Linked DNA regions of Homo sapiens: region 1 is linked to region 2. Evidence: chromatin contacts called from ENCODE Hi-C or POLR2A ChIA-PET data. All regions are on one chromosome and are shown on one strand. The core of a region is the stretch at or near the end of the contact, and the rest is flanking DNA. Distances in the headings are between cores, read along the strand shown.

What was found. A loop is a pair of places that touch in the nucleus more often than their neighbours do. ChIA-PET counts read pairs that join two places held with the same protein, here RNA polymerase II (POLR2A). Pooled maps may share reads with other maps.
Region 1: a pooled map shows a loop between it and region 2 (2.3-fold over the local background). The contact joins the promoter of HIP1R here to the enhancer-like site in region 2. A Hi-C loop is called at or near these places in 1 of 50 pooled maps. POLR2A ChIA-PET finds 5 or more read pairs at or near these places in 3 of 52 experiments (B cell, CD4-positive, alpha-beta T cell and WTC11).

The regions. Positions count from the first base shown.
Region 1 is chr12:122,833,445-122,837,142 of GRCh38, reverse strand. It overlaps HIP1R (huntingtin interacting protein 1 related), which reads right to left and starts at 1,686. Exons shown (of 32, transcript NM_003959.3): 1 at 1,500-1,686. The coding sequence starts at 1,592. LOC124903040 (a long non-coding RNA gene) reads left to right here and starts at 1,910. Exons shown (of 2, transcript XR_007063501.1): 1 at 1,910-1,969; 2 at 2,305-2,588. RefSeq lists silencers at 1,175-1,374, 1,545-1,784 and an enhancer at 2,035-2,084.
Region 2 is chr12:123,119,363-123,122,781 of GRCh38, reverse strand. All of the region lies in intron 1 of PITPNM2 (phosphatidylinositol transfer protein membrane associated 2), which reads left to right. Among named protein-coding and RNA genes, the nearest start is that of PITPNM2, 30 kb to the left of the region's middle. RefSeq lists an enhancer at 2,729-3,419. Within about 2 kb of position 1,866, at least 7 of the 41 ENCODE cell types and tissues checked have a DNase peak (open chromatin) inside an H3K27ac peak, as active enhancers do; they include B cell and CD4-positive, alpha-beta T cell, where a contact is called at or near this core.

The sequences.
Region 1 (3,698 bases), core at 437-2,936, 290 kb after region 2:
TCAAAGGCACGAGAAAAAACTCAGTGAATAAACAAAGTTTCTGACAACATCCAGATATGTCTGCCAATTCAGGTTTTCTCCCTATGATCTACAAGTTCTTGGCACAATTAATTATGTATTGGTGACTTTAAATTTTTTTAAAATGACGGGCTATCCGGGCTGAACCAGTTGATGGTGATGAAGATCACAAGGCTAAATTGGTAATTTGCAGCCACCTGGGTTCCAGCACTTCGCATTTCTAAAGCCTTGATATCCTCAGGATTTATTATCGCTTTCTGGGTCAATCCCAAGCACAAAGGTTAGAAGGTCTCCCTGCGTTCTCTCTCATTTCAAAACGAAAGCTGTTGTAGAGTGCGTGTGCTAACTAGATGTGAAGGCAACCGCAGAAGTCATAGCTCTCTGCAAGGACAAGTGGGACGGAACTTGCAAATAGCCGCCACAAACGCAAATGTCACCAACCTGCTTTAGACAGGAGTGGGAGGGGTCCTCTGGCTTCCTTTATCTCTAGAGTAAAATTTTTCAGCCATTTCAGTCTTGGTTGACTTATTTTGGCAAATAAACAAGTATGCCCCCCTCCACCGCCCATCCCCCAAGCCTGAGAGCACTTCAAGAGTTTGTAAAATAAAAAGCAACAGGAAACCAGAAACGCAGCAACGTCTGCATCGTGGGTCCCCGGCACAAACACAAGTACAAAACGCACACCCGCGCCCTTATTTCATTTCTAACGCCTTCCCAGGATAGGCATCATCTGGAAGAGTTACAAGCGTGGGAGGCGCAGGAAGGGAGCCCCAGGAAGTTTCTGTCTGTCGGGCGCCGGTATTTAATGAGGGGGTGTGCACCTATTTATACGTGGGCAGCGCTCGGGCAAACAAGTCTGGCGACATACGAGAAGCTTTTCACCCAGCAAATAATAGGAGACTGTGCAGCCCTGGGAAACCGCTCACGAGAGAAGGAAGCTGGGAGTTTAAGGAATTTCCTTTAAGGAAATTGCCCGTGGGGGCATCGGTTTCAGGGGGTAGGAGACGGGGGCAGGAGCCGGCAAGGAGCGGCACGGAAGGTCGGGGACCCCAGTCGGGCCGCGCCGGCCCCGGGAGCACCTGGATCCCCAGCCCCCTCGACCCCCGGCGCGCTGGGCTCGCGCACACCCAACCCCGGCCCCATCTCCGTCCCCCGCCGCCTCAGCTCCGGCGCTCCCGGCCCGCGCACACCCTGACCCCGGCCCCCTCAGCCCCGGCGCCTCTGGGCCCGAGCGCCCGGCGGGAGCGGGGAGCGCGGCTTCCGGTTCACCTGCGCGCCGGTCGGCTCGGGCCGCGGAGGCCGGCGGGGGGCGGCAGCGGAGCTCTCGGAGAGCCCGGGCGGACACAGGCCCTGCCCCCGCGCCGTCCCCCGCCCCTGGCCGGCGCCTCCCGGGCCCCAGCCGTTCGCGCGTGAGGGGTCAGGGACGCCGCTTGCCCGCCCGCCCGCCGCCGCCCGCCGCCCGCCGCCCGCCGCCCGCTCGCCTGGGTCTTGTCGAACTGCTCGCGCTCGGCCTCCAGGCTGTGGCCCGGCCTGCGGCTCAGCACCCGCGCCGGCACGTTCTTGATGCTGTTCATCCTGCCGCCGCCGCCCGCTTTTGTCCGGCTCCGTCCGCGCGACTCACAGCCTCACGGTCCGGCAGCCCCAGCCTAGGCACCGCGAGGCCACCGCGCCGCGCCCGGGCCCGCCCGCCGGGGAGGAGCCCGCCTCGCCCCGCCCCCAACTCCAGGGCACGCCCCTCCCCCGCACACCTCCAAACCCGCCCCCCGCGCCCGCAAACGCCTCGCCCGCCCCCAACTCCAGGGCGCGCCCCTCCACCCGCACACCTCCAACCCCACCCCCCGCGATCTCGGGACACGCGCCTCTCCCCGCACATCCCCAACCCCCCATCCCGCGGCGACCCCGGCACACGCCCCGCCCCCCGCACACCTCCAACCCCCACCTCACTCACAAGGTTGGGGCACAGGCCAAACGCCCCCCCAGCTCCTCCCCACCTCTAATCCCCTCCCTAAACCCGGAGGGGAGGGTAGGGGAAGGGGGAGGGGGAACCCCTCCCTCCTCCTTCCACCCAGGGTAGGGACCCCAGCCAATTCCCTCTCCCCACCCCTCCTCCGAACTCACTAAGTCTTGTCTGCACCAGGGCAAGATCTGGTTAATTGGAGAAAATCTGGCCTCCATGAGTCTGGTCGGTGGCAGCACAGATAGACGCTTTTTTTCCTTTTTGGTCTTAATGTATGTGTCAAAAGGCACACAATGACACTCTCCCCTCTTTGTGCAATTCTGACATAGCTGCAGCTGTTATCCATGCGGGGATGCAGGATGCATTTCCAGAGACGCCGCCGGCTCCGCAACCGGACACCTCGCCAGCTCCAGGGACAATGGGGGCTGAGGCCGGGCGCTGTTAGGCTGGCACAGAAGGCAGGCGGATCTGAACAGCAAAGTACACCGAGGAGATGCCGCCAGGGGTGGCGTGAGGCTTTTTAAAAACATTATTATTGGCTTTCCCTTAAAATTACTGGTCACAAGACTGAAGTAAAAAAATAAATAAAAGCCCAGAGTCCTCTCTAAGCGTAGCTCTCAGATGGGTATTGTGTTTCTGCTGTTTCCCTTTCCTATCGGAATGCAGATGTGGAATCATGCATAAAGGTCCCTTGCTTTTGAAGGGAGAGGCACCGCCTGCCTGTAAGGAGGAAAATGACGCCCACGTAATCCTGACCCTTGTCTCCCTAGTGAGACTGTAACCTGTCTGAGGTCAGAGACCCTTTCCTTTCCTTTCCTTTCCTTTCCTTTCCCTTTCCCTTTCCTTTCCTTCCTCCTTCTTTTCTTTCTTTTCTCTCTTTCTCTCTCTTCTTTCTTTCTCTTTCTTTCTTTCTTTTCTTTTCTTCTCTTTCTTTCTTTTCTTTTTTTTTAACCGAGCTTCACTCTTGTTGCCTAGGCTGGAGTGCAATGGCACAATCTCACCTCACCGCAACCTCCGCCTCCTGGGTTCAAGCAATTCTCCTGCCTCAGCCTCCCAAATAGCTGGAATTACAGGCATGTGCCACCACGCCTGGCTAATTTTGTATTTTTAGTAGAGACAGAGTTTCTCCGTGTTGGTCAGGCTGGTCTCGAACTCCCGACCTCAGGTGATCCGCCCGCCTCGGCCTCCCAAAGTGTTGGGATTACAGGCGTGAGCCACCACACCCCGCCAGGGACCCTTTTCTTTAACTGATTCCTCACCCTCCAGCCCAAGAGCTAGAGCTGACCCCAAAAGATAACATTTGCCAAGACTCTCCTGTCACTGCACCAAAAGGAGAAATTAATCCTGTTTTCTCTAATTCCAATCACTAAAAAGCTTCTTTATCAGAATAACGGTAGAATCACAATAGCTGATATGTACTGAATGCTTATTATTTGGCAGGCACTGGGCTAAACCCTTCATATGTAACTTAGTCAACTTAGTTGATAGCTGTGCTCTAATAAAGACCACAGTAAAGGGGCTTTTTGCGGTACTCCAGCTGTTTCTCACACTCCTTTTTCCACACGGAACAAAAGTGGTTCTCCTGTGACCCTTCACGCATATACAGCATCCCTTTTCAACCAGGCAACAGCCCCTGTAGGTCTAGCACATCTGCCACAGAGACTTCCCATTAGCAACTGGCTTTTTAAATAATCACAGAGCCTATTACTGTGCCGGGCACCAG
Region 2 (3,419 bases), core at 617-3,116:
GCATAGCCAGTTAAGACTGTTCATTCCCATTAGCTGCCAGCTTGCACACGACTGAGGGGCTCTTGGGTTTTTGGATTCCTGTAGTCAGGTTGTGGTCTGGAAGATATGTTCCTGGTAAAGGGTGGGGGCAGCAGCTACCTTGCCCCTTCTCTGTCAGCTTGTTTACCACCGAGTATCTGAGAAACACCAGAAGCTAACCTTCAGGGAGGTTATGTTTTTGGGGGAGCTCAGATGTGACCAGGAGGCCTATCAACAGGCTTGCGACTTGGATTTCCCAGATCTGTAAGTTGACGTCATTTCTTTCTTTCTTCTTTTTTTTGGAGACGGAGCCTTGTTCTGTCACCCAGGTTGGAGTGCAATGACACGATCTTGGCTCACTGCAACCTCCGCCTCCCAGGTTCAAGCGATTCTCCTGCCTCAGCCTCCTGAGTAGCTGGGACTACAGGCGTGTGTCACCACGCCCGGCTAATTTTTGTATTTTAGTAGGGACGGGGTTTCACCATGTTGGCCAGGCTGGTCTCGAACTCCCGACCTCAGACGATCTGCCTGCCTTAGCCTCCTAAAGTGCTGGGATTACAGGCATGAGCCACCGCACCAGGCCAATTGACATCATTTCTAAAGAGATTCCCCAGGGAGCTGGGGGCAGGAGGAATGGAGAGTTAGTATTTGATAGGTACAGAGTTCAGTTTGGGAAGATGAAGAAGTTCTGGAGGTAGATGGCAGTGATGATTGTGCACTTAAAAATGGTTGACGTGTTAGATGGGCATGGCGGTGTGTGCCTGTAGTCCCAACTATAATACTTGTGAGGCTGAGGTGGGAGGATCACTTGAGCCTGGGAGGCAGACGTTGCAGTGAGCCAAGATCATGCCACTGTACTCCAGCCTGGGTGACAGAGCGAAACCCTGTTTCAAAAACAAACAAACAAAAGGTTGACATGGGCTGGGCATGGTAGTCCAAGCCTGTAATCTCAGGGACTCAAGAGGCAGAGGCGGGAGGATTGCTTGAGGCCAGGAGTTAGAGACCACCCTGGACAACATAGACCTTTCCTCTACTAAAAAAAAATTATGTTAAAGTCAGATGTAGTGGTGCGTGCCTGTAGTCCCACCTACTCAGGAGGCTGAGGCAGGAGGTTTGTTTGAGCCAGGAATTCAAGGTTGCAATGAGCTGTAATCATGCCCCTGCACTCCAGCCTGGATGACAGAGTGAGACCCTGTCTCAAAAAACAAATAAAATAAAATAAAAATAAAAAAGTTATTATGGTAATTGTTATGTTATGCGTATTTAACCACAAACACAAAAAAAGGTATAATTCACTGTAGCTATCATCTCATGAACAAAAGGAACACTAAGAAGTAGGAAAGATCTAAGAATAAAGAAACTAAGTGGAGCTTTTTGATTTTTGTTTGTTTGTTTTGACACACGGTCTTGTTCTGTTGCCCAGGCTGGAGGGCATGATCATGTCCTACTGCAGCCTCAAACTCCTGAGTTCAAGAGATCCTTCTATCTCGGCCTCGTAAAGTGTTGGGATCGCAGGTGTGTGCCACCATACCCCACCAAACTGGAGCTCTTTGAACAGCTTGGCCCATTAGCCATGTTCTCATTTCTCCTTGAACCGGTGAGAGCTTGGCCAGGCCTGGCGCTGACCTGCTCACTGGGGTTTGGGAGTCAGCAGAGAGGCCTCTGAGGGCTGGAGCCAGAGTCAGCTCCCCAGAGAAGGAGCCTGGGCTGGGCCTGCAGCAGCTGTGTGTTCTGAGAAGATTCTATTCTCTAACTTGGGAGACCTGGGGCTGTCTCATTTCTCTGTGTTTAAACAAGAAGTGTGTCTCTGGCCTGCTGCCGGATGTTTTGGAGGCTGGTTCAAGTGAAGCACCCAGTGATCTGGGTGTGGTCTTCGTTATGCTTTTCCATTTTCCCCAGGGGCTCAGATAACTTTTGCAAAAAGAGCAGGTGAGCAGAGCAGATGTTTGTTTAGAATGACATGGTGGCTCAGAGTAGGTGCTCAGAGAGGTTGTCCCTGCTGGGGCTGTGGTGTCTGACCAGCAGGGAGGAGCTTTGCAGAGGTATTGTGTGGCCTCTGCACAGCCATCCTGCCCTAAGGTGCTAGGTGTTGTACCAGCAAAGGTCATCATCCCAGACTGTAATTACTCTCAGGAAACATGTGCCACTACATCTCAGTGCCTTTAGAGGATGTGGATGTGAGCTCACTCTCACTGGCCAGGGTGTGACTGACAGTGAATTAGCTTTATGCCACATCTGGCTGAGGGCTCTGACTCTTCCATGATCCACTCTCCATATGAGAGGTCTGTGGTCATCACTCTACTTGCAGAGAGAAAGGCACTAGTCCTATAGAAGACCAAGGAACTCCTATGGCACTCTTGACAAGGAGGCTGCTGCCCTGGGCCAGTGCCTCCCAGCCAACCTGTGACTATTAGACCAGAATGCTGCTTAGACACCTGTTGTCTTACCCCTCCTTTCACAGCCAAAACACAGATTCCAGGAGGTGAGGGGCCGTCGAAGCTCACAGCCAGTTGGAGTCAAAACTGGCTCTTGAACCCAGTCCGTGAACTCAGGTCCTGAATGCTCTGGTTGGGGCATTTTAAATCTTAGAGGGTGTTAGTTATAAGGTGACCTTAAATCTGCGGGTTCATATTTGACAAAACCAAAGCCAGGCCTTTGCTGCAGGTGTGCCCTCAGAAAGCCCTTGTCGGCTATGCAGCAAAACCCCGGCAGGCCATACAGGCACCTGTGATGAGTTTCCCTTTGACTCACTGGTTGTCAAGTAGGTAACACGACTTCACCATACTCACAGGGCAGTATGGTTGCTGAGCTGACACAGCCTCCTCACGTGGGTGGCAAGCGTATGCTTCCCATTAAGAAAATTGCTACTTTTGAACGGGCTCCCAACAGAACTTTTTCTTGCTTACTAAAATTAAGAAAATAATAATAAAACAAGCCACTCAACACCCCAAACTCAAAAAAAAAAAAAGAAAGAAAAGAAAAAGAAGAAATATTTAGCATTGACCCAGAAAAAAAGCCTCTGTATTCAGCCTGATATTAGTACTCATGGAGCCACATGGATGGAACGAAGAAATTTTCATTTAGGTGTGATTAAGATCACATCCTCAGCCAGGCGCGGTGGCTCACGCCTGTAATCCCAGCACTTTGGGAGGCCGAGGCGGGCGGATCACGAGGTCAGGAGATCAAGACCATCCTGGCCAACACGGTGAAACCCTGTCTCTACTAAAAAATACAAAAAATTAGCCAGGCGTGGTGGCGGGTGCCTGTAGTCCCAGCTATTTGGGAGGCTGAGGCAGGAGAATGTTGTGAAGCTGGGAGGCGGAGCTTGCAGTGAGCCAAGATGGTTCCACTGCACTCCAGCCTGGGTGACAGAGCAAGACTCTGTCTCAAAAAAAAAAAAA